2 separate regions of the Homo sapiens genome follow, and region 2 is linked to region 1. The links are chromatin loops, found by intact Hi-C in ENCODE. Cell type or tissue: transverse colon. All regions are shown on one strand. Links, peaks and the distances in the headings refer to the core of each region. The heading gives the core; the rest is flanking DNA.

Evidence for each region. A loop is a pair of places that touch in the nucleus more often than their neighbours do. Peaks named below come from ENCODE experiments on the same cell type or tissue, not always from the same donor. Only the 100,000 strongest peaks of a DNase experiment are listed, where the experiment ranks them.
Region 2: it touches region 1 in a loop (5-fold over the local background); 80 of 110 quality-filtered maps call a loop at or near these places.

What each region holds. Positions count from the first base shown.
Region 1 is chr19:17,697,180-17,712,856 of GRCh38, reverse strand. No RefSeq gene overlaps it. Among named protein-coding and RNA genes, the nearest start is that of MAP1S, 14 kb to the left of the region's middle. RefSeq lists a silencer at 11,271-11,498. In transverse colon, for the core only: a CTCF peak has its summit at 8,795 (motif pointing left); a DNase peak (open chromatin) is centred at 8,820; H3K27me3 peaks cover 2,954 bases.
Region 2 is chr19:17,757,196-17,772,872 of GRCh38, reverse strand. FCHO1 (FCH and mu domain containing endocytic adaptor 1) reads right to left here. Exons shown (of 29, transcript NM_015122.3): 5 at 10,020-10,111; 6 at 8,424-8,498; 7 at 6,063-6,204; 8 at 2,296-2,448; 9 at 1,977-2,081; 10 at 318-416; 11 at 132-228. Among named protein-coding and RNA genes, the nearest start is that of FCHO1, 14 kb to the right of the region's middle. RefSeq lists an enhancer at 6,118-6,655 and a silencer at 14,146-14,346. In transverse colon, for the core only: a CTCF peak has its summit at 6,039; DNase peaks (open chromatin) are centred at 6,142, 7,562 and 10,186; H3K27ac peaks cover 1,854 bases.

The DNA of each region.
Region 1 (15,677 bases), core at 4,966-12,965:
AGGAGAATGGCGTGAACCCAGGAGGCGGAGCTTGCAGTGAGCCGAGATCACGCCACTGCACTCCAGCCTGGGAGACAGAGGGAGACTCCGCCTCAAAAAAAAAAAAAAAAAAAAACATAACCACTGGGTACCAATTTTTCACTATCCATTCACCTATTGGTGGGCATTTGGGTTGTTTCCAGGTTGCAGGGATAAAGGGGTTAAGTTTTCCTTGACCCTCTGAAGGTTCACAGAAAAGTCATTGCCATGGGGCCGATTGATTACTAGGAAAAAAGGCATTGAAGTTTATTTAACCTGTATATGCGGGAGCCTTCAGAATGAAGCCCCCAAGACACAGGGGAAGTTGTCCGTTTTTATGCTTTGGTTTAACAAAGTATGAGCAGCGATGTAGAAATAAGATTGGGCTGGCCGGGCACGGTGGCTCATGCCTGTAATCCCAGCACTTTGGGAGGCTGAGTCGGGAGGATCACCTGTGGTCAGGAGTTCAAGACCAGCCTGGCCAACATGGTGAAACCGTATCTGTACTAAAAATACAAAAATTAGCTGGGCATGGTGGTGGGTGCCTGTAATCCCAGCTACTTGGGGGGCTGACACAGGAGAATCACCTGAATTCGGGAGAAGGAGTTTGCAGTGAGCTGAGATCACGCCACTGCAGTCCAGCCTGGGTGACAGAGCAAGATTCTGTCTCCAAAAAACAAAGCACAAAACAAAACAAAAACAAACATGGGGCAAAAAAGGTTCAATGTGCAGAGACAGAGTGGGGAAACCCTGCAAGGCCTGTCTGTCTAGATTCTTCTTGGCTTCTCTGAGCAGCGTTCTTTCCTTCTGGGTATAGGGCAAAACCCTCTCTGGAATGGGGATCTTATGGCGTACAGTCAAACAAGGTAGGTTAGATCATTTCTCTTTTTTTTTTTTTTTTTTTTGTGACAGAGTCTCACTCTTGTCTCCCGGGCTGGAGTGCAGTGGTGTGATCTCGGCTCACTGCAACCTCTGCCTCCCAGATTCAAGTGATTCTCCTGCCTCAGCCTCCCAATTAGCTGGGATTACAGGCGCATGCCACTGTGCCCAGGTAATTTTTTTTTGTATTTTTAGTAGAGATGGGGTTTCACCATGTTGGTCAGGCTGGTCTCGAACTCCTGACCTAAAATGATCCATCTGCCTCTGCCTCCCAAAGTGCTGGAATTACAGGCGTGAGCCATGCGCCCGGCCAATTTCTTTATGGCCAGTTTTTACACAGAAGGGCAGAGGGCAAGTTAGTCATATTTTTAGGGCTTATGGCTGGCTTTGGGGAAAAGGAGTTCTGGTTTCTCTGTCCTACTTTGGGGAAAATAATTCTAGTTTCTGTGGTAACCCTGGCGGAGGGGAAGGGTCCTCGGAGACAGCGAAGAAGGTCAGAGAAAATCTGGTGTTTCTGAGACCTTCATTTTAGGGGTTTGTTTTCTGAGCCTCAACAAGGTGTTGACAATTGTGGATAAAGTTGTTGTTTTGATTGCCAGGCGTGGGGGCTCACGCCTGTAATCTCAGCACTTTGGGAGGCCGAGGCAGGAGGATTGCTGGAGGCCAGAAGTTCGAGAACAGATTGGGCAACATAATGAGATCCTGTGTCTCAAAAAATCTTTAAAGAAAAAAGCTGTTTTAAGCCTTTTTATACGTATCTTTTGGTGAATATACCCCCTGTCTCTCCGGTGAGTACCCAGGGTTGGAATGGCTGGATAACAAATATCTAGGCTGTTTCCTACCAACATTTCAGTTGTCAGATTTTTTTTTTTTTTTTTGGAGACGGAGTCTTGCTCTGTTGCCCAGACTGGAGGGCAGTGGCGTGATCTCAGCTCACTGCAAGCTCCGCCTTCCGGGTTCACGCCATTCTCCTGCCTCAGCCTCCCAAGTAGCTGGGATTACAGGCGCCCGCCACCATGCCCAGCTATTTTTTTTTTTTTTTTTTGTATTTTCAGTAAAGACGGGGTTTCACCATGTTAGCCAGGATGGTGTCGATCTCCTGACCTCGTGATCGGCCCGCTTTGGCCTCCCAAAGTGCTGGGATTACAGGCATGAGCCACCACGCCTGGCCTTTTTGTTTTTTTCTTTTAGACAGGGTCTCACTTTGTCACCCAGGCTGGAGTGCAGTGGCATCATCTCAGGTCACTGCAGCCTCTTCCTCCAGGTTCAAGCAATCCTCTCACTTCAGCCTCTCAAGTAGCTGGAACTATAGGTGCACGCCACCACACCTGGCTAATTTTCATATTTTTAGTAGAGAGGGAGTTTCGCCATGTTGCCTAGGCTCATCTTGAACTCCTGAGCTCAAGCGATTCACCTGCCTCGGCTTCCCAAAGGGCTAGGATTACAGGTGTAAGCCACTACACCGGGTCTAGATTTTTTTTTTTTTTTTTTTGAGACGGAGTCTCACCCTGTTGCTCAGGCTGGAGTGCGGTGGCATGATCTCGGCTCACTACAATCTCCACATCCCAGGTTCAAGCGATTCTCCCACCTCAGCCTCCCGAGTAACTGAGATTACAGGTGCCCACCACCATGCCCAGTGAATTTTTGTATTATAAGTAGAGATGGGGTTTACCATGTTGGCCAGGCTGGTCTCGAACTCCTGACCTCATGTGATTGGCCCACCTCGGCCTCCCAAAGCACTGGGATTACAGGTGTGAGCCACCACACCCAGACACGTTTTTTTTATTTTTATAAGAGGCAAGGCCTCACTCTTGCCCAGGCTGGAGTCCAGGAGCATGATCATGGCTCACTGCATCCTTGATCTCCTGGGTTCAAGTGATCCTCCTGCCTCTGCCTCCTGAATAGCTGGGACTACAGGTGCATGGCAACGTGCCCAGCTAATTTGAAAAAAAAAATTTTCTTTTTTTGGTAGAGACAGGGTCTCACTATGTTGCCCAGGTTGGTCTGAAACTCCTGGGCTCAAGCAATCCTCCCACCTTGGCCTCCCAAAGCACTAGGATTACAGGCATGAGCCACTGTACCAAGCTCAGGTTGTTAGATTTTTAATAGCCACCTTTCTTGTCTCCTTGCCTCGTCCTCAGGCCAACCCTATGTATCAGCATTCACTAAGCACTTGTGTTGACAACATTCCTGTTCTGGGTGCTGATGCTAGTGGTGGGGCGATTCACCTGTGGGGTGGCAGGGGGAGGACAGAGCTGCTGGTTCTGGGTGAAATTCACTCCTGCTCTGGGATGCCAGGGAGCCTGACGTCCCTTTAGTCACAAGATTTGTGTGTTAGTTTATCTTCACAACCACCTGGGGCATGGGCTTCGAGTAAACACATGTAGTTGCCTGGAAAGTGAGGGTCAGAGACATCAAGGGACAGATTCAGTGACCTGTGCAATGACTGGGATGTGAACCCAGGGGAACTGACTGTAGGCCCTGCAAGAGATCCATCCATTCATTCATTCATTCAATAAACACTCCCTGACAACTTTCCTGTGCTGGGTGATGCTGGCATACCCAAGCGGTCTCAGTCCTGGTGCCCAAGGAGACATCTGTCTGGAGGAAGATCAGCTGGACACAGATGTCCCCCATCTCTGTGATGTCAGGGCTGGGATAGAGGGTGAAGCCAGGAGCTGGGAAAGTGGGGACTATGTCTGGGGAGACAGGGAACTTATCCTGAAAAACGAGACTTTGCAACTGGGGTTTCGAGGAGTGTGTGGGAGTTTGCCAGTCAGATGATGCATTCATTTACTCAACAATCCCCCTCCCCACTACCACCAGCCAAACCCTCTGTGCTACTCTCACTCCAGCCTGGCCTCAAGGATCCTCCAGGCTCAGGGAGACAGAACCAGATACAGACTCTCCAGGTGATCATGAATGGGCTGGAAGAAGGGGTGAAAGCAGGAGGTGCCCTGGGTAGAGGAACTGGGGGCTCTGAAGGGGACCACAGGGGGTCTCTTGGGAGAAGAGAGTGTGGTTGCAATTGATTCTCACAGAGTGGAAGTTGATGGTGAATATATATTATATATTTATACATAATGTAATATATTATATGTTATATATGTAATATGTATTATATGTTATATAATATATATTATATAGTATATATTTTATATGTTATATAATATATATTATATAGTATATATTTTATATATTATATATACACTATATATTATATATTTATATACTATATACTATATATTATATATTTATATATTATATATACTATATACTATATATTATATATTTATATATTATATATACTATATACTATATATTATATATACGTATATTATATATTGTATATATAATATATACAATATATAGTATATATAATTTATATAGTATATATTTTATATACTGTATAAAATATATACTATAGTATATATAGTATATAAAATATATACTATAGTATATATACTATATAAAATATATACTATAGTATATATAGTATATAAAATATATACTGTAGTGTATATAGTATATAGTATATATACTATATATAGTATATATGATATATATAGTATATATACTATATATAGTATATATGATATATATAGTATATATACTATATCGTATATACTATATATAATATATAATATAGTATATATACTATATATTGTATATTATATATATTATATATATAAATATAATTTTTCTTTGAGATGGAGTCTCGCACTGTCACCCGGGCTGGAGTGCAGTGGCATGATCTCGGCTCACTGCAACCTCTGCCTCCCAGGTTCAAGCAATTCTCCTGCCTCAGCCTCTCAAATAGCTGGGATTACAGGAGCCCACCACCACACTCAGCTGATTTTTTGTATTTTTAGTAGAGATGGAGTTTCACTATGTTGGCCAGGCTGGTCTCAAACCCCTGACCTTGTGATCCACTGCCTCAGCCTCCTAAAGTGCCAGGGCTACAGGTGTGAGCCACCGGGCCCGGCTGAATATTTTTGTTTTGAAATATATGGCTTGGGCTGGGTGTGGTGGCTCACTCCTGTAATCCCAGCACTTTGGGAGGTTGAGGCAGGCAGATCACTTGAGGTCAGGAGTTCGAGACCAATCTGGCCACCATGAGAAACGCTGTCTCTACTAAAAATACAAAAATCAGCCAGGTGTGGTGGTGCGCACCTGTAGTCTCAACTACTTGGGAGGCTGAGGCATGAGAATTGCTTGAACCCCGGAGGTGGAGGTTGCAGTGACCCGAGATCACAGCACTGCACTCCACTCTGGGCGACAGAGTGAAACCATGTTCCCGCCACCATCCTCAGGGCTGGCTATGGGGGGCAAATGGGGAAAGAGGTGGCCAACTGGACAGGCTGGAACTGTGATAAGACTGACTTAGGTCCCTGGGGCTGTGGGGGACTATGAAATGGTGCAGTGAGCCAACATCAAGCACATACTGTGGGCCGTCCTCAGGGATGATGTACATGTCCCTTCCCTCCTCTATTCCACACACATGTATTGAGCACTCACTGTGTGTTAGACTCTGTGCCAAGCCAGCAGCGGGTGTCCCAGCCCTGCCTTCAGGATTTCCTAGCTCCTAACTGCTAGCTCAGTGCTCCTCAATCTTTGAGACCAGATTAATTCATTAATTATTCCATTTGACATACGTTTCTTGAGTACCTACTATGTGAGGCAATGGAGAGACAAAGCTATCTGAGACCCAGTCCTGGCTTCTAAGAAGCTTATAGCCTGCTTGGGAGGCAAATAAGAAAACTAATGTGATGAGAGCAGCTGACCTCCTCCACTCACTTTTGGGAGTCAGGGAAGGCTTCCTGGAGGAGGGGCCATCTTAGCAGAGAAGGGGGGATAAAGCAGTTTATCCCGGAGAAGAGGGGAAAAGGTATCTCTGGCTGTGGGAACAGCGTGTGCAAAGGCCTGCGGGGGAGATGTGTGGGAAAAATTCCAGGGAGGCTGTAGGCCAGAGGATGGGAGAGGTGATGGGAAGCTGAAATGGCCAATCAGCAAGCAAGAACGGCCTTGTAGGCGGAGCTTTTGATGTGCGCCTTCTCATTGGTCGCCAGCCGTGGTCCAGGCAGCGGCAGTCACAGGGGCGTGGTCAGGGGCTGTGCTGCATCCCAGCCACGTGGTCCAGATCCCGAGCTGGATGCGACCTACCAAAGTGGCGCGCAGTGTTGTTACCCCGGCGGAGGTGACCAACCTGGGTCCAGACCCAGTTTCCAATTCCTGCTCACGTCTGGGCCCCCAAGCAGCACCATGTGTCGACATCCAGACCCGCAGCAAGTCTAACGGTCACCAACGTCCCCGCACCTCCCTTTCTACTAATGACCCTATTGTAAAACGTGAGGTTGAGGAGTCAAGGGCACAGACACCAAGCTTGGTGGGGTTCAAATCTCAGCTCTGTCTCTCCCCAGAGGTGCGACCTCCCTGGGCCTTGGTTTCGCCATCAATTGAACTGGTAGGGTCGCTGTGGGGATTAAAAGAGTTAAAACAGCCCGAGGGTGTAACCCTGCATATGCTAAGCGCTCACCTGGTATTACTTAATTCTTGTAATTTATCATTTTATTTTGGAAATCTACTGGCTACAAGTAGCTCTCTGGCAGCTGGTAGCAATCTGCCTGAGGTCTTCCTAGGGATAGTGAACCAACCCCGGGGCTGTTTCTAGATGCATTGAATTTAACCCAAATAAAGGTGACATCCTGTGTCTGAATGTAATTAAACATCGATTCATTTGGACTTTGCAGTTCTCTTTTTGCATTTTGGAGCCAAAGTGAACAGGCCTCTGGGTCTCAAGCGTTTTCTTTCTTTCTTTCTCTTTTTCTTTTTTTCTTTCTTTTTTTGGAAACAGAGTCTCGCTCTATCCCCTAGGCTGGAGTGCAGTGGCGTCATCTCGGCTCACTGCAACCTCCGCCTCCCAGGTTCTAGCGATTCTCCTGCCTCAGCCTCCAGAGTAGCTGGGATTGCAGGTACATGTCACCACGCCCAGCTAATTTTTGTATTTTCAGTAGAGATGGAGTTTTGCCATGGTGGCCAGGCTGGTTTCAAATTCCTAACCTCAGGTGAGCTGCCTACCTCAGCCTCCCAAAGTGCTGGGATTACAGGCGTGAGCCACCGGGCCCGGTAAAGCATTTTCATAGGGCCCCAGAGTGCTTTTCAGCTGCGGGCACCAAGGGTCTGAGATAGGCCTGCCTGACAGTCCCCTTATGGTGGTCCTATAGATATGAGAAGTCAAACCCCTGAGTTGGGGTCCAGCAATGTCTCCTACTACCTGGGTGGTTTGGGCAAATGCCTTGGCATCCCTGGTCTATGGTTTTCTCACGGGTCAAAGGAAAGAGAGGCCCCACGGTGAGTGTTCTCTCCCCTCCCTACTTCAACCTCTTAGGTTGGTTGTGAGTCCACGAGGTCTCCAGCCAGTCTAGAGTGGGGAAACAGGACTTGGAGGATCAGAGTGAGTCCGGGTGTAGCCCTGAGCTAGGGCGGGTCTAGGGACATGGCTGGATCCAGTGGCGACAGCGGAGGTACTGGAGGCTGCAGAAGACAAGGTTCGTGCTGGCCCCTTTCCAAGCCAGGCCCAACCAAAAATTCATTTCACATGCTCTTAGGATACTTACATTGGACATAACACCACCTGGCCCTCAGCTCACTCCTTTGTGCCTCAGTTTCCTCATCTGTAAAATGGAAATGATGGTACCCACTTCCAGAGTTGACATATAAGTGAGATACACAGAAAGAGTGTTGAGAGGGAGCCCTTGCTTTTTTTGACTTAAAAAATATATACATATTTAAAGTAGAGGGCCTGGCGTGGTGGCTCACGCTTGTAATCCCGGCACTTTGGGAGGCCGAGGCAGGCAGATCACGAAGTCAGGAGTTCGAGACCAGCCTGGCCAATATGGTGAAACCCCATTTCTACCAAAAATACAAAAATTAGCTGGGCGTAGTGGCAGGCGCCTTAATCCCAGCTACTCGGGAGGCTGAGGCAGGAGAATTACTTGAACCTGGGAGGCAGAGGTTGCAGTGAGCCAAAGGTTGTGCCATTGCACTCCAGCCTGGGTGACAGAGCGAGACTCTGACTCAGAAAATAAATAAATAAATAAAATAAATAAAGTAGAGATGAGGTCTCACTATTGTTGCCCAGGCTGGTCTTGAACTCCTGAGCCCAAGCAATCTTTCCGCATCCCAAAGTGCTAGGATTACAAGTGTGAGCTACCACGTCTGGCCTGACTTTTTCTGGTGGGGGACGGAGTCTCGCTCTGTCCCCCAGGCTGGAGAGCAGTGGCGTGATCTCGGCTCACTGCAACCTCCGTCTCCCAGGTTCAAGTGATTCTCCTGCCTCAGATTCCCGAGTAGCTGGGACTACAGGCGCCACCACACCCGGCTAATTTTTGTAGTTTTAGTAGAGACGGGGTTTCACCATGTTGGCCATGTTGGGCTCGAACTCCTGACCTCAAGTGATCTGCCCGCCTTGGCCTTCCAAAGTGCTGGGATTACAGGCATGAGCCACCATGCCCGTGCCCTACCCACACCCGCCCCCCACCCCCCACCCGGCGCCACCTTAAAAAAAGTTTTAAACTGTCATTTTAGGAGATTTAGGGGAAGGAGAGCCAGTAGAGTGCAGAGGTTAAGGGCCTCAGCTGGGCTTCCTAAATTCAAATCCAAGCTCTGCCACTCCCCTGATGTGTGACGTTGGGTGAGCAACTTAACGTTGTTGTTCTCAGTTTCCCCATCTGCAAACTCTATTATGGGGATTAAATGAGTGCTTGTAGAGTTCTGTTCCATGTCTGGCACACTGCAGGCACATGTCAAATAAGTTAACCTCCGTCAGAGGGTCACAGAGGGTCCCTGGTTCCCCTCTGCTCCCAGCCCTGGGATGGCCTAATGGCTTATGCTGCCCCCAGCTGGCCACTCTGGGAACTTTGGGCTGAGGCCCCCTCTCTGAGTCCGGAACCTCGCCTCCATTGGGTCTGAACCTATTACGTTCCTTTGTCTGCCTTTATTTCCTGCCTCCGTCTCCTCCTCTTGACCAATCCAATCACTTTTGTTTATGATCCATCCAATCCCATCCAACCACTCCAGGCCCATCCAGTCATTTTGCAGCCTAGTGTTATTTCCACCCTACATCCCTGCAGGGCAGGGCCTGGAACTTTCAAAAGATTGATGTTGCCTTTGTCCCATTTAATTCTCTGGGAAACCATTATTATTAATTATTATTATTATTATCTGTTGTCGTTGTTATTGTTGTTGTTTTTGAGACAGAGCCTCACTCTGTTGCCCAGGCTGGAGTACAGTGGCGCGATCTCGGCTCACTGCAGCCTCTGGCTCCTGGGTTCAAGCGATTCCCCTGCCTCAGCCTCCCGAGTAGCTGGGATTACAGGCGCCCGCCACCACGCCCAGCTGATTTTTAAACTTTTAGTAGAGATAGGGTTTCACCATGTTGGCCAGGCTGGTTTTGAACTCCTGACCTCAGGTGATCTGCCCGCCTTGGCCTCCCAAAGTGCTGGGATTACAGACTTGAGCCACCGCACCTGGCAGAAACCATTATTTTTTATCCTCATTTTATAGGCGATAAGCCAAGTTTGCCCTCATCGATTTCTCTGCCCCAGGCAGCCTGACAGCTACAATTAAGTTCAATAAGAGGTCCAATCTCAGAGCCTTTGCACACACCCTGCCCTCGGCCAGGAATGTCCTTCCTCCAATTCCCTGTGCTGAGCGAGATCCTCCTTGCTCGCTGGACCCTTGACCTTGGCAAAGAAGGAGCCGCAGAGAAAAAAGGGCAAGAGAAGATACAGACAGCACCGGCATAATTAAGTGGAGGGATGAGAAGGCTCAAATCAATAGCTTTGGAATTAGCTGAGCTGTTGGCTGGAAGAAAATGGGGCACCAGAGCTTAAAAATTAATTGGATCCGAGTGCTCAATGGTGAACGTTGAAATGCCCCTTTCATCATTATGATTATTATCATCATCATTATTATTATTTTGAGATGGGGTCTCACTCTGTTGCACCCAGGCTGAAGTGCAGTGGCGTGATCTCGGCTCACTGCAGCCTCTGCCTTTGAGGTTCAAGTGATTCTCCTGCTTCAGCCTCCCAAGTAGCTGGGACTGACTACAGGCAGGCGCCACCACGCCTAGCTAATTTTTTTTTGTATTTTTAGTAGAGACGGGGTTTCACCATGTTGACCAGACTGGTCTGCAGCTCCTGACCTCAGGTGATCCGTCCACCTTGGCCTCCCAAAGTGCTGGGATTACAGGCGTGAGCCACCACACCTAACAGAAACGTCCCCTTTCAGATCAGCGCGAGATGGGCAAGGGTGTGGATCCAAACTACGTTCATTGAATGAATGAACGATTACACAGACGTCTGCATTGCAGAAACGGCCTATTCTGAGAGTTACTCCAGACCCACTTCACGTCCCAGCCTTGTCCCCCTCCCCCGCCCCGCTGCCTGCTGCCCCAAACTCTCAGGAACTCAGTCTCCCCATCTATAAATGAGCACTTGACTGTAATCCCAGCACTTTGGGAGGCCGAGGCGGGTGGATCACGAGGTCAGGAGATTGAGACCATCCTAGCCAACACGGTGAAACCCCATCTCTACTAAAATACAAAAAAAAAAAAAAAAAAATTAGCTGGGCATGGTAGTCCCAGCTACTCGGGAGGCTGAGGCAGGGGAATTGCTTGAACCCAGGAGGCAGAGGTTGCAGTGAGCCAAGATTGCGCCACTGCACTCCAGCCTAGTGACAGAGTGATACTCCATCTCAAATAATAAATAAATAAATAAATAAATAAATAAATAAATAGGCACTTGAGAGAAGAAGAGGAGCACCTATGGTAAGCCCAAGGACACTGAATTCCATGTTCCCTGCAGGTAGCATTCCTGCTGACCTGATAACAGGGACTGGCGTTGGGCATGGACAGAGTTGTAAAGGGTGGACCCCTGGGTGTGATGTCTTGGCTTTGATAGTCCTGGAAGAGCAGGGTGTCCCTTGACCTTGTATCTATGCCCTTGCCCCAAATAGCCACACCTCATTGCGTGTTGTCGACTATCCCATTGGTGTCTCCAGCCTGCATCTCCCCAGAGCTCCAGGCCTCAGTATCCAATGGCATTGGATATTTCCACTGAGTGCCTTGCAGGCATTTCACACTCACAAGGCCAAAACCTGGCTCTTAGAATAGTTACTCGCCCTGAGATCTGCCCCTTCTCCATCCTGTTGGTGCCTCCACTATCACACAGTAGCCTGGGTCCTGATTCCTGGATACGCTCTTTATTTTATTTTATTTTATTTTTTTTGAGATGGAGTCTTGCTCTGTTGCCCAGGCTGGAGTGCAGTGGCGCCATCTCGGCTCACTGCAAGCTCCACCTCCCAGGCTCATGCCATTTTCCCACCTCAGCCTCGTGAGTAGCTGGGACTACAGGCGCCCGCCACCATGCCTGGCTAATTGTTTGTATTTTTAGTAGAGACGGGGTTTCACTGTGTTAGCCAGGATGGTCTCGATCTCCTGACCTCGTGATCCACCTGCCTCGGCCTCCCAAAGTGCTGGGATTACAAGCGTGAGCCACCGCGCCCGGCCCTCTTTATTTTATTTTTTTAAGAGACAGGGTCAGCCGAGCGTGGTAGCTCATGCCTGTAATCCTAGCACCTTGGGAGGCTGAGGCAGGCAGATCACTTGAGGTCAAGAGTTCAAAACCAGCCTGGCCAACATGGTGAAAACCTGTCTCTACTAAAAATACAAAAAACTAGTGGGGCGTGGTGGCGGGTGCCTGTAATCCCAGCTACTCAGGAGGCTGAGGTACAAGAATCGCTTGAACCTAGGAGGCGGAGGTTGCAGTGAGCCGAGATTGTGCCACTGCACTCCAGCCTGGGCAACAGAGGGAGACTCTGTCTCAAACAAACAAAACAAAACAAACAAACTAAAAAAGAGACAGAGTCTCACTCTGTCACCTAGACCCAGGCTGGAGTGCAGTAGTGCAGTCATAGCTCACTGCAGCCTCCATCTCCTTGGCTCAGGCAGTCCTCCCACTGCAGCCTCCTGAGTAGCTGGGACTACAGGCACACACCACCATGCCCAGCTCATTTAAAAATTTTTGTAGAGATGGGGTCTCACTCTGTTGCCCAGGCTGATCTCAAAATCCTGGTCTCCCTCAAGGAATCCTCCCGCCTCGGCCTCCCAAAGTGCTGGGATTACAGACATAAGCCACTGCACCTGACCTGGACTCATTCTTGTCCCTTCTCTTTCCTTACCCTGCATGTTCAGTGCATCAGCAGGTCCTGCAGTCTCCGGCTCCAGAATGAAACTGAGCCTCCCTGAGCTCCTAAGGGGCCTGCTGTATCTTGTGTGGATGCTGTCCTGGCTCCCTGCCACCTACACTCCTGCCCCCAGCCATCCTTGCTCCCCTAGGGAGCCCCAGATGGATTCTTAAAATCATAAAGCAGGCCGGGAGCGGTGGCTCACGCCTGTAATCCCAGCACTTTGAGAGGCCAAGATGGGCAGATCACGAGGTCAGGAGATCGAGACCATCCTAGCTAACATATGAAACCCCGTCTCTACTAAAAATACAAAAAAATTTAGCTGGGCGTGGTGGTGGGCACCTATAGTCCCAGCTACTTGGGAGGCTAAGGCAGGAGAATGGCGTGAACCCGGGAGGCAGAGCTTGCAGTGAGCCGAGATCGCGCCACTGCACTCCAGCCTGGGCGACAGAGCGAGACTCCATCTCAAAAAAAAAAAAATCATAAAGCAGATCACGCCCTTCCTCTGCTCAAAGCCCTCCCGTGGCTCCCTATTACCCTCATAGTATAGCCCACACTCTTTCCTGTGATCAGGAGGCCTGGCATAGTCTGTATCCCTGCTGACCTGCCCCCCTCCCCGCCCCCGACTCCATCCCTCCCTCACTCCCTCCACCACGTACTGACTCACTCATGTTTATGGAGTGCCCACAGTGTTCTGATTCCGTTTTCCGTTCAAGGTGGTCACTCCCTGCCAGTGCAGTTGGGGGCATCAGAGAGAGGTCTGGGGGTGGGGAGACACGGGTTAGAACAAGACCTCAGTGGCCACTTAGGCTTGGGCTGGAGTCTCAGCCCTGTCTTGCAGAGCTGAACCCCCATCTCTTCTTCCTTCTCAGTCACTCTCTCTCCATCTCTCTGTCTGTCCATCTCAGAGTAAATTCCAGAGCCTTCTCCATCCCCTGCCCTGAGGCCCTGAATGACCTTCCCCCGCAGTTCCCTTTCTCTCTATTCTTCTTCTTCTTCTTCTTCTTCTTTTTTTTTTTTTTGAAACAGAGTCTCGCTGTTTTGCCCAGGCTGGAGTGCAGTGGCACAATCTCTGTTCACTGCAACTTCTGCCTCCCAGGCTCAAGTGATTCTCCTGCCTCAGCTTCTGGAGTACCTGGGACTACAGGCGTGCACCACCACCCCTGTCTAATTTTTGTAATTTTTTAGTGGAGACGGGGTTTCACCATGTTGGGCAGGCTGCTCTCGAACTCCTGACCTCAGGTTATCTGCCCGCCTTGGCCTCCCAAAGTGCTGGGATTACAGGGGTGAGTCACCATGTCCGGTCCCCTTTCTCTCTTTTCCTCTCTCCCCCTCACTCATTCACACAAGCCTTCTCGGCTTCTCCAACACACCAGGCACAGCCTCACCTCAGGGCCTTTGCACCTGTCCTGTGAATGCCTGTCCCTCATCTCTCTCCCTGCCTGGCTCCACCTCTTTTACATCTTGGCTCTCGTGTTGCCTCCTCCGGGAAGCAGATTCCCCCACCCCTTCCATCCCTCTCTGTCACCAGACCCTTCCCATCGCCTCATAATCGTCCTTGACTTCCTCTGCCTGCTTGTTCATTCCCACTTCCCATGCTAGGGACAATGTCGCCTGGCAGAACCTGGTGACAAGCTTAGTTCCCAGCATCCAGATGGCACCAGCAAACGCTGGCTGAACAAATTGACGTCTCATCGGTATCCGTCTACTCCATGGAGCTTTGCACAGTGCCAGGAACATCAAATGCACCCCGTAAGGACTGGGAATTTATCTGAAGACCAAGCAAGTTTGCCTTGGATTGGGGCTGCTAGAAAAAGCTCTGCCCAGCCGGGTGCGGGTACCTTATGCCTGTAATCCCAGCACTTTGGGAGGCCAAGGTGGGAGGATTGCTGGAGCCCAGGAGTTCAAGAGCAGACTGGGAAACCCGATGAAACCTCATCTCTACAAAAGTACAAAAAATTAGCTGGGGCCGGGCGCGGTGGCTCATGCCTGTAATCCCAGCACTTTGGGAGGCCGAAGGGGGCACATTGCCTGAGGTCAGGACTTTGAGACCAGCCTGGCCAACATGGTGAAACCCCTTCTCTACTAAAAATGCAAAAAAAATTAGCTGGGTGTGGTGGCGTGCGCCTGTAATCCCAGCTACTCGGGAGGCTGAGGCAGGGGAATTGCTTGAACCAGAGAGGTGGAGGTTGCAATGAGCCGAGATTGCGCCATTGCATTCCAGCCCGGGCGACAGAGACTCCATTTCAAAAAAAAAAAAAAAAACTTAGCTGGGCATGGTGGTGTGTACCTGCAGTCCTGGCTACTCAGGAGGCTAAGGTGGGAGGATCACCTGAGCCTGGGGAGGTCGAGGCTGCAGTGAGCCGTGATTGTGCCGCTGCACTCCAGCCTGGGCGACAGAGTGAGACACCATCTCACAAAAAGAAGAAAAAAAGCTCTTACCATTCATTCTCCATTCAAAAGCTGAGCTGGACAGATGCTGTGCCGTGAAACTCTTCTCATCTAAAGCCCAGATGTTTTCATCGCTGCTTTTGGCACCGGGGGTGGGCAGGTTTTGATAAGAGCAGGGTCCCTGGGGAAGCCCTGGAGCTCAGCAAGGCAGGAATGATGTGTCTGCATTTGCTGGCAGTGGTAGCCTCACTCTGCAGGTGGGGGGGTTGTACTTTTCACCAGCCTGTACATTATCTCCCATCACTTCTCTTTCCATTATTTTTCTTTGTGGGTTTCCTAGGGTGGTGGAGAGAAAGCATGAAATTGGAAGCCAAGAGAAGAGAGATGGAAAGACACAGAGAGTCACACAGGGTTTGCAAAGGCTCCAAATGCAGATGCACCTGGAGGGGAATGAAGTTAAGAGGGGGCCACATGGAGGTTGCAGTGAGCCGAGATCTTGTCACTGCACTTCAGTCTGGGTGACAAAGACTGTCTCAAAAATAAGTAAATAAATAAATAAATAAAAGAGGGGGCCGGCCGGGTGTGGAGGCTCACGCCTGTAATCTCAGCACTTTGGGAGGCCAAGGCAGGTGGATCACGTAAGGTCAGGAGTTCGAGACCAGCCTGGCCAAGATGGTGAAACCCCGTCTCTACTAAAAATACAAAATTAGCCAGGTGTGGTGGCTCATGCCTGTAATCCCAGCTACTTGGGAGGCTAAGGCAGGAAAATCGCTTGAACCTGGGAGGCGGAGGTTGCAGGCTGAGATGATGCCACTGCACTCCAGCCTGGATGACAAGAGGAAAACTGTGTCTAAAAAAAAAAAGAGGGGGCCACAGAGAAGAGAGGGCAAGAGAAGACAGAAGCAGCATGGCATAATTAATTGGAGGGAGGAGGAGACAGCTCAAATCAATACCTTTCGAATCAGCCGAGCTATGCTGTTGGTGGGAATGAAATGAGGCACCAGGGCTTAAAAATTAATTGGATCCAAATGATCAATGATGAACGTTGAAACATTCTCTTTCAGAATTGGAACAAGGCAGGAATGCCTGTTAACATGGTGCTGCGCATTTTACTAAAGAAAACAAGAAATGAAAGTTCTGAG
Region 2 (15,677 bases), core at 2,916-10,915, 62 kb before region 1:
TGGCCAACATGGTGAAACCTCGTCTCTATTAAAAATAAAAAAATAAAAAAAAAATTAGCTGGGCATGGTGGCACATGCCTGTCTGCAGCTGTGGCCCCGAAGCCCGACCCCCAATGGCTGCCCTGACTCACCAGGCTTCTCCCGGCCTGTGCCCTTACTCTCTGCAAACTTCCTGAGTAGCATCTCCACGCTGACGTTCTCGATGTTCTGCTTAAATTCCTCATGCACCTGTGCCGGGTGGGCGGGGTGTGTAACTGGTCAAGGCCCCTTTGCCCAGCAGTGACCCCAGCCTCATTCCTCACACCTGCCCAACTCACCTGCCCAATCTGCACGTGCGTGTCCTCCACCGAGTGAGCATATGAGCCCAGCAGTGCCTTCATGTGCCTCAGGTGTGTCTCCTCCATGGCTTGGAAGCGCTGAAGCAGGAGGGCAGAGGCAGGTGGAAAGGAGGTCAGGGCCAAGAAGAAGTGGCCATATGACTCAGCCTGACCAATCAGAATACCCTAAGCCCTTGGCTCAGTGATTGATTTGGGGAAGGGCCAATGAGAGTCTGCCCTAGGACTTTCATTGACTCTACAGGAAAAGGCACTTCCATTCCTGAGCCAATGTGCTGATGGGATGTAAGTGGGGGTTGCTGGTGCCCAGTTTGATGCACACATGTGCATGCTTGCACACACATGCACACACACACACACACAAGGGGATGTCTGTGTGGGAGTGATGTCCCCAGAGAGAAAAACAGACTTAAGAAGCAGAAATAGTGGTCAGCTGTGGTGTATCATGCCTGTAATCCCAGCACTTTGGGAGGCCAAGGCAGGTGGATCATCTGAGGTCAGGAATTCAAGACCAGTCTGGGCAACATGGTGAAACCGTTTCTACTAAAAATACAAAAATTAGCTGGGTGTGGTGGCACGTGCCTGTAATCCCAACTACTAGGGAGGCTGAGGCAGGAGAATCACTTGAGCCCAGGAGGCGGAGGTTGCAGTGAGCTGAGATCACGCCACTGCACTCCAGCCTGAGTGACAGAGAGATCCCATCTCAAAAAAATAAAAGAAGCAGAAATTCACAATTTCCTGCCAGCACTATTTGAGCACATGGATTCAGCTATGACTGAAACCTCCACAACTCAAAAATAAAACTTTACAGTTCCCTGAGCTTGTCAGTTTTTTTAAATTTTATTTTTTATTTTATTTTTTATTTTTTTGAGACAGAGTCTCGCTCTGTCGCCCAGGCTGGAGTGCAGTGGCGCAATCTCGGCTCACTGCAAGCTCCGCCTCCTGGGTTCTCGCCATTCTCCGGCCTCAGCCTCCTGAGCAGCTGGGACTACAGGCACCCACCACCACGCCCGGCTAATTTTTTTGTATTTTTAGTAGAGAGGGGGTTTCACCGTGTTAGCCAGGATAGTCTCGATCTCCTGACCTCGTGATCCACCTGCCTCGGCCTCCCAAAGTGCTGGGATTACAGGCATGAGCCACCGCGCCCAGCCTTTTTCTTTTCTTTTCTTTTTTTTTTTTATATACACCTGTCGGTTTGAATGAAGGCTTCTATCACTTGTAACTTGAAAAAAGTTCTGATTCCTAATCCTCAGATTCCAATCTGCTTGAATTTATTTTATTTTTTCGAGACAGGGTTCCACTCTATCACCTAACCTGGAGTACAATGGCTCGATCTTGGCTCACTGCAACCTCCGCCTTCTGGTTCAAGTGATTCTCCCGCCTCAGCCTCCTGAGTAGCTGGGATTACAGGCACCTGCCACTACGCCCGGCTAATTTTGTATTTTTAGTAGAGACAGGCTTTCGCCATGTTGGCCAGGCTGGTCTCAAACTCCTGACCTCAGGTGATCCTCCCGCCTCGGCCTCCCAAAGTGCTGGGATTACAGGTGTGAGCCACCACACCCTGCCTGGGATTTCTGCAGTCCATAACCTCCAGGGCAAAGGCATGTGTGGGTCTTAAAGGTACAGATGCCTGGTTCTTACCAGGGCTGAGTCCAGCATCTTCTGCTCAAAGTCAGCTCGGGCTGAGTTGTATTTTTCCACTGAGCGCCGCAGGCTCTCTGCCGCCTTCTTGGTTTTAGTCTCCGCCTACAAAGCACAGGGAGGAAACGGGGATGGGAGGGCGATACTCAGGGGGCCTCCCCCAGGCCCCATCACCTGGCAGGTGAACTCCTCGGGGTACCCAGGGTGTGATCACCCACAGGTTCCAGGACCGTCGCTCTGGGATGTGTTTCCACTCTCTGATCAGGCAGCCCCTCCGCCCCGCGGCAAATTCCTCAGAACCCCCCCACTGTGAGCCCACCTTGTCCATCTCCTTCTGGCTGGTACTCTCCCTCCGCAGCCGCTCCTGGTCCATGCAACGGTTCAGGTAGTTCTCGCGGGACTTGGGCAGGAGCTGGCTGACGCCCGAGAGTACCTGCACAGCATCCAAGGTGCTCACCACTTCCTCCTTGCACTGCGGGGTAGGAGGGGATTTCATGGGTAGACTGTGAAATTCCTGACCTCCCAAACACTCCACGTGATGTCAGCTCCACAGTCTTTTTCTATGTGTGTGTGTGTGTTTTGGTTTGGTTTTTTTTAGACAGAGTTTCGCTCTTGTTGTCCAGGCTGGAGTGCAGTGGCACGATCTCGACTCACTGCAATCTCTGCCTCCCGGTTTCAAGCAATTCTCCTGCCTCAGCCTCCCAAGTAGCTGAGATTACAGGTGCTCACCATCACACCCAGATAATTTTTTGTATTTTTAGTGGAGACGGGGTTTCACCATGTTGGCCAGGCTGGTCTCTAACTCCTGACCTCAGGTGATCTGCCCACCTTGGCCTCCCAAAGTGCTGGCATTACAGGTGTGAGCCACCACGCCCGGCCTCTGTGTGTGTGTTTTAATAGCAATGGGGTCTTGCTATGTTGCCCAGGCTGGTCTCAAACTCCTACACTCAAGCAATCCACCTGCCTCAGCCTCCCAAAGTGTTGGGATTACAGGTGTGAGCCACTACGCCCGGCCTGTACGTTTTTCATTTCAAAACATTTTTAACTTTAAAAAAAAGTACTATTTACACATGGTTCATATTTCAGAAAGTTGTAAGAGGTAAGCCAGGAAAAAGCCTCCCATATATGGGCCCTCCAGCCTAGAAGTCCCCAATTATTACTGTGATACTTCTCTAGAAATAATCCGCATATGGATAAAGATGCTTGTTCTAACCCAAGTTTTATGACAAACAGTGGCAGACTGTGTTGCTTAACTCACCGTTTTGTGTGTGTGTGTGTGTGTGTGTGTGTGTGTGTGTGTGTGTGTGTGTGTGTGTTTGAGACGAAGTCTCGCTGTGTCACCCAGGCTGGAGTGCAGTGGCGCGATCTTGGCTCACTGCAAGCTCCGCCTCCCGGGTTCACGCCATTCTCCTGCCTCAGCCTCCTGAGTAGCTGAGACTACAGGCGCCGCCACCACGCCCGGCTAATTTTTCTTTTGTATTTTTAGTAGAGACGGGGTTTCACCGTGTTAGTCAGGATGGTCTCGATCTCCTGACCTCGTGATCTGCCTGCCTCGGACTCCCAAAGTGCTGGGATTACAGGCTTGAGCCACCGTGCCAGGCCTTTTTTTTTTTTTTTTTTTTGAGGCGGAGTCTTGCTCTTTCACCCAGGCTGGAGTGCAGTGGCACAATCTCAGCTCCCTGCAACCTCCGCCTCCCGGGTTTAAGCGATTCTCCTGCCTCAGCCTCCCAAGTAGCTGGGATTACAAGCATGCACCACCATGCCCGGCTAATTTTGTATTTTTAGTAGAGACAGGGTTTCACCATTTTGGCCAGGCTGGTCTTGAACTCCCGACTTCAGGTGATCTGCCCGCCTCAGCCTCCCAAAGTGCTGGGATTACAGACATAAGTCACTGTGCCCAGCTTTTTTTTTTAAGAGATGGGGTCTCACTGTGTTGCCCAAACTGGTCTCTAACTCTTAGGCTCAAGCAATTCTCACACCTCAGCTCAGCCTCCCAAGTAGCTGGGACTACAGGCATGCACACCACGCCTGGCCTGCTTTTACCACTTAAAAATTCACTCCTGGCCAGGCACAGTGACCCATGCCTGTAATGCCAACATTTTGGAAGGCTGAGGCAGATATGTTAGATGTTTGACCAGCCTGGGCAACACAGCAGGACCCCTTCTCTCTCTCCTTTTTTTTTTTTTTGCCTTGTTTTGTTTTTGAGACAGAGTCTCACTCTGTTGCCCGGGCTGGAGTGGTGTGTCGCGATCTCAACTGACTGCAACCTCCACCTCCCAGGCTCAAGTCATTCTCCTGTCTCAGCCTCCTGAGTAGCTGGGATTACAGGTGTGTGTGCCACCACGTCTGGCTAATTTTTGTGTTTTTAGTATAGACAGGGTTTCACCATGTTGGCCAGGCTGGTCTGGAACTCCTGACTTCAAGTGATATGCCTGCCTCAACTTCCCAAAGTGCTGGGATTACAGGCATGAGCCATCGCTCCTGGCTAGCAAGATCCCTTCTATACAAAAAATTTAAAAATCAGCAAAGCCAGGCGCGGTGGCTCACACCTGTAATCCCAACACTTTGGAAGGCTGAGGCGGGCAGATCACCTGAGGTCAGGAATTCAAGACCAGCCTGGCCAACATGGTGAAACACTGTCTCTACTAAAAATACAAAAAATTAGCCAGGCGTGCACCAGCACACCTGTAATCCCAACTACCTGGGAGGCTGAGGCAGGAGAATTGCTTGAACCCAAGAGATGGAGATTGCAGTGAGCTGAGATTGTGCACACTGCACTCCAGCCTGGGCAACAGAGCAAGTCTCCATCTCAAAAAAACAAAACAAAACAAAACAAAAACAAAGTATTACCAACCCCCTTTTTAAACAAGACATAAAAACATGCAGATTTTGGAACTCTGTAAAGACAATGCATCTATGATTCTACAATTATAAGCTTTGGATATTGTGGAATTCTAAGAGTCTAAGATGGTTCTTCTGATTCTAGGTTTATAAGAGTGTAAAAATAGTAAATATGAATATCTGTAACTTCCAATGCTTTAGAACAGCTGTTGGCAAATGTTTTCTGTAAAGGGACAGATAGCAAATGTGTTTGGCTTGATACAAACACTTGAATCTGTCGCTGCAGTGCCAAACAGCCACAGATGACAGGCACATCAATGGGCATGGCTCTGTGCCAATAAAACTTTATTTACTGGCACTGATATGTGACTGTCATACAATTTTCACATGTGGTGAAATTTTATTTTTCTTTAGATTTTTTTCTAACCCTTTAATAATGTAAAAACCAGTGATAACCCATCTCTCTCTCTTGTTTTTTTTTTTTTTTTTTTTAGACAGTCTTTCTCTGTTGCCTAGGCTGGAGTGCAGTGGCATGATCATGGCTCACTGCAGCCTCGACCTCCCATGCTCAAGTGATCCTCCCACCTCAGCCTCCTGAGTAGCTGGGACTACCGGCATGTGCCATCATGCCTGGGTAGTTTTGGGTGTTTTTTTTTTTTTGGTAAAGATGGGGTCTCCCTATGTTGCCCAGGCTGGTCTCAAACTCCTGTAGGATCCTGGGCTCCAGCCATCCTCCTGCCTCAGCCTCCCAAAGTGCTGGGATTATAGGCATGAGTCACTACGCCAGGCCCAAACATTTTTTAAAAATTAGCCAGGCATGGTGGCGTGCAACGTAGTCCCAGCTATTCTGTGGGGGCTGAGGCAGGAGGTTCGCTTGAGCCCAAGTGTTTGAGGCTGCAGGGAGCTCTGATCACGCCACTGCATGTGGGTGACAGAGTGAGACCCTGTCTCTTAAAAACAAACAAGCAGAAAAAAAAAAAACCCTTCTTAGCTGTACAAACATTGGTGGGGGGTGGGCGGGATTTGGCCCGTGGGCCACAGTGTGCTAACTCCTGGTCTGGAATTTTGCAAGTTTGAAATTCAACAACGCTCAGGTCCGTAAGACCCTGGGCTTGACGTTGTGGAATTAACGGAATTCTCGGAGGCGGACATCCGCAGGTTATAAAGCCCCAGAAGATCTGGGGTCCTGTGAGCTGCCGGTGTTCCACACCCACCCAGCCGCTGGGCGGCGCCCACGACACACACCTTCTTGTGGGTCTTGAGCTGTTCCTCGCCGTAGCGGAGAACGTCCTTGATGAGATCCTGTAACTTCCGTGTCAGTTCCAGGTGGCACAGCGCCAGCTTGTCCGAGGAGACGCGGAAGACCTCCCAGAGCGGGGCGAAGGTCCTGGGGGCGGGCAAGGTCACACCCAGGGTTCATCAGGCTCACCCCACCCCGGGACAGCGCTGGCACTGGCTCAGGTATGTGCTGCACGCTGAGCCCTGCTAAACATGAATGAATACTAATTCATATAATCTCCATGGCAGCTGTAAGAGGCGGGCCTGTGACAGATGGGGAAACTGAGGCATAGGGAGCTCTATAGCTCCTCCCAAGGCCCCTCAACAAATCAACATTAGAGCTGGAATTTAAACGCAGGCCCTGGTAATCCCAGCACTTTGGGAGACCGAGTCGAGCAGGTCACTTGAGGTCAGGAGTTCCAGACCAGCCTGAGCAACATGGTGAAACCCCCGTCTGTACTTAAAATACAAAAATTAGCTGGGTGTGGCAGAAGAATCGCTTGAACCCGGGAGGTGGAGCTTGCAGCGAGCCGAGATCACACCACTGCACTCCAGCCTGGGTGACACAGCGAGACTCCATCTCAAAAAAAAAAAAAAAAATGGTTCACGCCTGTAATCCCAGCACTTTGGGAGGCTGAGGTGGGCAGATCACAAGGTCAGGAGATTGAGAGAGCATCCTGGCTAACATGGTGAAACCCCGTCTCTACTAAAAATACAAAAAATTAGCCGGGCGTGGTGGTGGGCACCTGTAGTCCCAGCTACTCGGGAGGCTGAGGCAGGAGAATGGCGTGAACCCAGGAGGCGGAGCTTGCAGTGAGCCAAGATCGCGCCACTGCACTCCAGCCTGGGCGACAGAGTGAGACTCTGTCTCAAAAAAAAAAAAAAAAAAAAAAAAGAGTGACTAAGACACCACATGCCCCAATCGAGTCAATTTGGCCTGCCCCACTCAGCAGAAGCCCCATCCAGCCTCCCTCCACCTTCTCCTCCTGCTGCCTCCACTTCTGCCTGCCCCACAGAACTTTTGCCTCATAGCAGCCACAAAGAAAACTGCAAATGCCATCGGGGGACCACATTATGTGTTTTGTTTTTATTTTTGTTTTTTTTTGAGGCATGGTCTGGCTCTGTCACCCAGGCTGAAGTGCAGTGGTACAATCATGGCTCACTGCAGCCTCCATCACCTGGGTTCAAGCCATCCTCCTGCCTCAGCCTCCTAAATAGCTGGGACTGCAGGCACATGCCACCATGCCCGGCTAATTTTTGCATTTTTAGTAGAGACAGGGGTTTCTCCATGTTGCCCAGGCTGGTCTCGAACTTTTGGCCTCAAGTGATCCTCCCACCTCAGCTTCCCAAAATGCTGGGATTAAAGGCTTGAGCCACCGCGCCCGGGCACAAGGTTCATGCAAAGTCATTTGTGTGTCAGGCCCCTGAGGCCTCACCCTGCCATCTCCCCTCCTACTTCCTTTCCACGTTGCCCAAGCCCTGCAGCCAGGCCAGCCTCCTCACTCTTCCGTAAACATGCCACGCCTGTCAACTCAGGGCCTTCGCACTGGCTGAGCCACTTGCCCGGGTCTCTGTCCCTCAGACATCCCCATGGCCTGCCCCTTTCTATTAAGGTCTCAGTTCAGGGAGGTCGGGCCCACCCCAGAGAAAGTGCCCGATCTCTCACACTCCTATCTCATTCCCTTCCCAGCACTTTTTTTTTTTTTTTTTTCAAAACAGAGTTTTCGCTCTTATTGCCCAGGCTGGAGTGCAGTGGCACAATCTCGGCTCACTGCAACCTCCGCCTCCTGGGTTCAAGCGATTCTCCTGACTCAGCCTCCTGAGTAGCTGGGATTACAGGCACCCGCCACCACACTCGACTAATTTTGTATTTTTAGTAGAGAGGAGTTTCACCATGTTGCCCAGGCTGGTCTTGAACTCCTGACCTCCGGTGATCCGCCCACTTCAGCCTCCCAAAGTGCTGGGAGTACAGGCATGAGCCACCGCACCTGGCCCCCTTCCCAGCACTTTTCACCTCAGAAAAAAAATGTTTTTGTTTGTATTTAACATCTCTCTTCTCACACAGCCCAGATGTACATTGCATGAAGGTGGCTGGGGTTTTATCTGTCTGGGTTGCTGCTGGTGCTTGGCACACAGAAGGCACTCAAAAAATATTTGTGGAATGAATGAATGAGCTAGTGTGTGAATGAATGATATACATCCCTCTATCCAAATAGCCCCATAATCGAGGTGGATGACACTCTATTCTACATGCACCGAGTGTGAAGAGATGTCCACCAAGGAGGAGGCTCCCAATGTCCCCATGTTGGTGACCCCTACCCCACTCACCCCATGGGGGTCCCGTTGCTGGCCAGCTTGGAGAGTTTCGCCATCGCCTTCGAGTAGGTCTCCTCGATGGTGGCCCTGGGGAGGAGAATGAGGTAAAGATGGAGAAACTGCCCGGGCGCAGTGGTTCACGCCTGTAATCCCAGCACTCTGGGAGGCCGAGGCGGACGGATCACCTGAGGTTAGGAGTTCAAGACCAGCCTGGCCAACTTGGTGAAACCCTGTCTCTACTAAAAATACAAAAATTAGCCAGGTGTGGTGGTGCATGCCTGTAATTCCCAGCTACTGGGGAAGTTGAGGCATGAAAATCGCTTGAACCTAGGAGGTGGAGGTTGCGGTGAGCTGAGATCGTGCCACTGCACTCCAGCTTGGGTGACAAAGCAAGACTCCATCGCAAAAAAAAAAAAAGATGAAGAAGCTTTCAGACACCCTTGAGAGAGGCACTGCTCCTCTGGGCCTCAGTTTCCCCATCTCAAACACCTTAGCAGTGGCTTTCCATAATGGGGGGATGACACAACACTCTGAGGGATGTTTTGAAAATTCATAGAAGATTTTTTCTTACGTAATATATTTTATTAACAACAGTAGTAGGCTGGGCATGGTGACTCATGCCTGTAATCCCAGCACTTTGGGAGGCCGAGGCAGGAGGATCACTGGAACCCAGGGGTTCGAGACCACCCTGGGCAATATAATGAGACTCCTTCTCTACAAAAAAAATTTTTTTTAACTTAGATAGGTGTGGTGGTGCATGCCTGTAGTCCCAGCTACTCAGGATCCTGAGGTGGGAGGATCGCTTGGGCCCGGTAGGTCGAGGCTGCAGTGAGCTATGATCAGATCACCCTGGGCAACAAAGTGAGACTCTGTCTCCAAAAAGAAAAAAAAAAAAAAAGGCAGAGTGCAGTGGCTTACATCTGTAATTCCACCACTTTTGGAGGCTGAGGCGGGCGGATCGCCTGAGGTCAGGAGTTTGAGACCCGCCTGGCCAACATAGTGAAACCTCGTCTCTACTAAAAATAAAAAAATTAGCCAGACGTGGTGGCAGGCACCTGTAGTCTCAGCTACTTGGGAGGCTGAGGCAGGAGAATTGCTGGAACCCGGGAGGCAGAGGTTACAGTGAGCCGAGACTGCACCATTGCACTCTAGCCTGGGCAACAAGAGCAAAACTCTGTTTAAAAAAAAAAAAAAAAAAAAAAGCCAGATGTGGTGGTACATGCCTATAGTCCCAGCTACTCGGGAGCTGAGGTAGGAGGATCTCTTGAACTCAGGAGTTCGAGGCTGCAGTGAGCTATGATTGGGTCACTGCACTCTAGCCTGGGCAACAAAGCAAGATCTTGTCTCCAAAAAAAAAAATTCCAACCTTGAGTAGGTTATATCATCCTCTTTTGAGGAGGGGAGCTTTCGAAATCAGGTGATTGTTGTTTAAAAGGAGATATGGGCCTGACCGGGTTGAGAATCGGTCATTTCCAGGATTTTCGAGCCCCTCTGGTTCCTGGAATCCCCAGGGTTCTAGCCCCTGACCATGCAGGGCGTAGCCATTAGGTGGGCGTGACTACAGGATGGTGGGCGTGGCCTCTGGTGGATGGGGCTTGGGGACCTCACCTCTCCCGGATGAAGTCCGCCAGCTCCTTGGTGGAGATGGGCCCCTGCTTCACGCTGTGGTACAGGACCTCAAAGCCATGATTTTTCTCGCCCTGCAGGGGATGGGAATAGAGATTGAGAAAGGATGGAGAGAACATCATAGTTGCTTAGCAACGGGGGCGTGGCCAAGGAGCAGAAGTCCATCCCCTTGGCTGTAGGGACTTGTTCGGGCCTGAGCGAATCAGCTTGCTGCATTTCCCCTGGGCCATAGGGATTGTCTATGGACCTTAAATTTGTCCAATCAGAGAGAAGCCTGGGATTTTCTTTTTGTCCTATAGTTGCTGGGGAGGAATCTCATTTGTTCTGTGTCTTTGTCTCCTTCTGTCTTTGTGTCTCTGTCTTTCTCTCCGTTTTTCTGAGTCTCTCTGCCGTTTCTGTCTCAGTCTCCTCCCCTTTTCTCTTTGTGTCTTTCCATAAATGAGGAATTATGTGGCCACAGGGGATACTGGAAGTCAAATGGAAACCGTGAACCTTAGAAAGAAGCTGAACCAGAGGGCTTTTATATTTAAAAAAAAAAAAAAGTGTGTTGAGCTGGGCACGGTGGCTCACGCCCGTAATCCCAACACTTTGAGAAGCCAAGGTGGGTGGTTCACTTGAGGTCAGGAGTTCGAGACCAGCCTGGCCAACATGGCAAAACTCCGTCTCTACTAAAAATACAAAAATTAGCCAGGCGTGGTGGCGCGTGCCTGTAATCCCAGCTACTTGGGAGACTGAGGCAGGAGGATTGCTTGAGCCCAGGAGGCAGAGGTTGCAGTGAGCTGAGATCCTACCACTGCACTCCAGCCTGGGTATCAGAGCAAGACTGTCTCAAAATAAATGAATGAATGAATGAATGAATGAATGAAATAAAAATAAAAATAAATTGGAGTGGGTCACGCCTGTAATCCTAGCACCTTGGGAGGCTGAGGCGGGCGGACCATGAGGTCAGGAGTTTGGGATCAGCCTGGCCAGCATGGAGAAACCCTGTCTCTACTAAAAATACAAAAATTAGCCAGGCATGGTGGCGCACCCCTGTAATCCCAGCTACTTGGGAGGCCGAGGCAGGAGAATTGCTTGAACGTGGGAGGCAGAGGTTGCAGTGAGCCGAGATCACGCCATTGCACTCCAGCTCTGGGCAACAGAGGAAGACTCCGTCTCAGGGCGGGGGGGAAGTGTGTGTGTATATATATATATATATATATGTATATACATGAAAAGAAGTCAAATTGTCTCTCTTTGCAACATGAACTTATGTATAGGAAGGCCTAAACACACCACCAAAAAACTCCTAGAACTGATAAACAAATTCAGTTAAATTGCAAAATACAAATATCAACATGAAAATCAGTAGCGTTTCTATACACCATTAATAAAATATAGCTGAAAAGAAATCAAGAAAGTGATCCCATTTATACTAGCTACAAAAAAAAAAAAGTGTGTTAAATTGAGTTGCTGGATCAAACCAACCCTGAAAGCCACATTCCCCCATAATCATTTGATCTTATAAGCCAATACAGTCCCCGTTGCTTAAGTCACTGTAGTTGTGTTTTCTGTTCTTGTCAACATGGAAATTCCGCCTATGAGAACCCAAATTAGGGTCCAGGTTTGAGTTCTCTCCCAGGACCCACCAAAGCCCAGCACAGAATGAGAGACAGAAAGGGCATTTGAGTTCGTTGAATAAATAAACAAATGATTCTGCTGTTACCTGTTAGTGCCACTGGGAACTGAGTATTTCTACCCTGGTGCCTGCGAATGCCTTCACAAAATCTCTTTACTCCAATTTCTGGGGTTGTCATGGTGGGGGAGGCCAGGGCTGCACTGTGTGACCCAGGCAAGTCACTGCCCCCTCTGAGCTTTTAGGAGCTCCTCATTAAGATGGGGCAGGGAGGTTAGGCGCGGTGGCTCACCCCTGTAATCCCAGCACTTTGGGAGGCTGAGGCAGGCAGATCACTTGAGGTCTTGAGTTCGAGACCAGCCTGGCCAAAATGGTGAAACCCCGTGTTTACTAAAAATGCAAAATTAGCCAAGCATGGTGGCAGGTGCCTGTAATCCCAGCTACTCAGGAAGCTGAGGCAGGAGAATCACTTGAACCCGGGAGGCGGAGGTTACAATGAGCCAAAATCATGTCACTACACTACAGCCTGGGAGACATCTGCCTCTTACATGGAGATGATACAAGCAGCAAGATAATCCATGTCAATGCTCCCCAAAGCCCCAAAGGCCACTCTAGTTTTTGCTAATTCGTAACATTAGTTATTAATAGTTAGCATTTGTTTTAAATTTGCTTATGCTTCTTCCCCAAAGACATTTATGTTAAAGGGCAACTTTTTCTGCCACTCTCAATGGAAAATTGGGACCCTCTGCCGCATGAAAGGAGTAGGAAAAAATGAGGCAACAACTATATCTTAACGCCGGCCAGATTCTGTCACCTGGGAAGGGCATCATGCCTGAACACTACTAAGCTGTCCATTAAAAATGGTAATCAGGCCGGGCGCGGTGCCTCACACCTGTAGTCCCAGCACTTTGGGAAGCCGAGGCAGGCAGATTATCTGAGGTCAGGAGTTCGAGACCAGACTGGCCAACATGGTGAAACCCCGTCTCTACTAAAAATACAAAAATTAGCCAGGCGTGGTGGCACATGCCTATAACCCCAGCTATTCGGAGGCTGAGGCAGGAGAATCGCTTGAACCCGGGAGGCAGAGGTTGTAGTGAGCTGAGATCGTGCCATTGCACTCCAGCCTGGGTGACATAGCAAGACTCTGTCCCCCAATGCAAAAAAAAAAAAAAAGATGGCAAAACAGGAGACACAACATATTTCAGGATGAGGCAGGAATGCCTCAAATCATGGCTAATATTTAATGCTGATGTAGAGGTGTTGGCAAATGCAGTAAGGTAAGAAAAATAATTGAGACCAGATTATATGACCATCTACAGAAAACAAAAAATAATAAACAATATGAATAGAACTGAGGAAAAGGCTAAAAGCAAGACCAATATAGATTAAACATGAGGATTTTTTTTTTAACAGGCGTGTGCCACCACACCTGGCTGATTTTTGTATTTTTAGTATAGACAGGGTTTCACCATGTTGGTCAAGCTGGTCTTGAACTCCTGACCTCAACTGATCTGCCTGCCTCGGCCTCCCAAAGTGCTGGGATTACAGGCGTGAACCACCACGCCCGGCCTCATACACACCTTCTGATCCCGCTTCTCTCCACCCCTTGGAGACCTGGTCCTCTGCGCCCGCTGTTGGAATTGGACACCTTTAGATTTGGACTTAAAACTCACCATTACAACTTTAAAATCAATGACTAGATGGGTGTGGTGTCTCATGCGTGTAATCCCAGCACTTCAGGAGGCTGAGGCGGGCAAATCACTCGAGGTCAAGAGTTCAAGACCAGACTGGCCAACATGGTGAAACCCCGTCTCTACTAAAGATACAAAAATTAGCCAGACGTGGCAGTGGGCGCCTGTAGTCCCAAGTACTCGGGAGGCTGAGGCGGGAGAATTGCTTGAAGCAGGGAGGCAGAGGTTGCAGTGAGCTGAGATCCCGCCACTGCACTCCAGCCTGGCTGACAGAGCAAGACTCTGTCTCAAAAAAAAAAAAAAGGTAATCAGCTGGGGTCTGAGGGAACTGGGGACATTTTAGCACCAAATCAGGTCTTATAATAACACTGGAAGAGAAGGCTTGTGGAGGGATCTGATGCCATTTAAGTCCCAACACACATCAGTGAAGCCATCCCTCTGGCAGCATTTGGCGGGTTTTCCATAAATGGTAGTTTCCTGTGCCCTCCTCCAACCTACCAGGTTCACCCTCCCAGGTACCCGGAAGCTTGAATGTTATACATATTTTTCTATGTTTGAGACAGGGTCTCGCTCTGTCTCCCCAGCTGGAGTGCAGCGGCACAATCATGGCTCACTGCAGCCTCAAATTCCTGGGCTCAAGAGATCCTCCCACCCCAGCCTCCCAAGTAGCTGGAACCACAGCCATGTGACACCAGGCCTGGCTAGTTTTTTTTATTTTTAGTAGAGATACGGCCTTACTATGTTACCAAGGTTGGTCTCGAACTCCTGGACTCAAGCAATCCTCCCATCTCAGCCTCCCAAAGTGCTGAGATTACAGGCGTGAGTCACCACACTTGGCCAGAAGCCTGAAGGTTAAAGCCAGAAGTCACTGCTAGGTAACGTTTCCTGCTGCACCAATGGAGACACCGAAGCCAAGACTGGGGCAGACCCAGGTCAGCCTCAAGCCCAAATCTCCCAATGGTCACACTTCATTCTAGAATCATCAATGGGTCCCTATTGCCCACCAGATGCTGAAGTCCAAGTCCATGGCCTGGAATTGCTGCTCCAGCCTCATCTCCTAGCTTCTTCCTAGCCTCACCCACAAAACAGCAAATAGCAAAGACAGGCAGTGCCTTTCCACCACCACATTTTGTCCAGGCTATTCCCGCCATCAGCTCTCCAGCTTGCATCTCCTTCCACCCATCCACATCCTTCCACTTCCCAAGGATCATTGCCACCTGCTCTAGAAACTTCCCTAACCCTGCTCAACCCCCTCCCCCACTTCACTGTTGCTCCCTCCAGCTCGCCAGGAATACGTTTTCTCTTTTTTTTTTTTGAGACGGAGTCTCACTCTGTCACCCAGGTTGGAGTGCAGTGATGCGATCTTGGCTCACTGCAAGCTCTGTCTCCTGGGTTCACGCCATTCTCCTGCCTCAGCCTCCTCAATAGCTGGGACTACAGGTGCCCGCCACCATACCCGGCTAATTTTTTGTATTTTTAGTAGAGACGGGGTTTCACTGTGTTAGCCAGGATGGTCTCGATCTCCTGACCTTGTGATCCGCCTGCCTCGGCCTCCCAAATGCTGGGATTACAGGTGTGAGCCACCGCACCCGGCTTTTTTTTTTTTTTTTTTTTGAGACAGGGTCTTGCTCTGTCGCCCAGGCTGGAGTCCAGTGGTATGATCTTGGCTCACTGAAACCTCTGCCTCCCAGGCTCAAGCGATCCTCCCACCTCAGCCTCCCAAGTAGCTGGGACCACAGGTGCGCGCCACCACACCCAGCTAATTTTTTGTATTTTTAGTAGAGACGGGGTCTTGCTATGTTGCCCAGGCTGGTCTCAAAGTCCTGGGCTCAGGCGATCCGCCATCTCAGCTTCTCAAAGTGTTTGGATTACAGACGTGAGCTACCACGCTCCACCTATATTTTCTCTTCTTGTGTTTGGAATTATATTTTCAAAGTTCAAGTGTCCAATCTCCTTATACGTACAGGGTCACTTTGGGTTGGTGACTTCGTCTCTCTGGCCTCAGTTTCCTTCCTTGTGTGACAAATGGGGACAACAACAGCACCCAACTCCCAAGGGTCTTGCTGGGATGAGGCTGGCACAGTGCTGGCCCCAGGAGATCCTCGGGTGAGGCTGCACCAGGCACCACCGCCCAGAGCAGCATCTGGGTCTGACTCAGAGCCAACTGCTGGCCCGTTTCCCAGACCTGGCAAACCCCCAGCAGCGTCTGCCTCTCTTGGACTGGGCTGGCAGCCGAGGGTCCTAGGAGGGGCTGTCTCAGGTCTGTCTCTCCCACCAGAACTTCTAGACTTCAGACTTGGCCTCTGTGCCAGCCAAAATGTGGTCTTTTTTTTT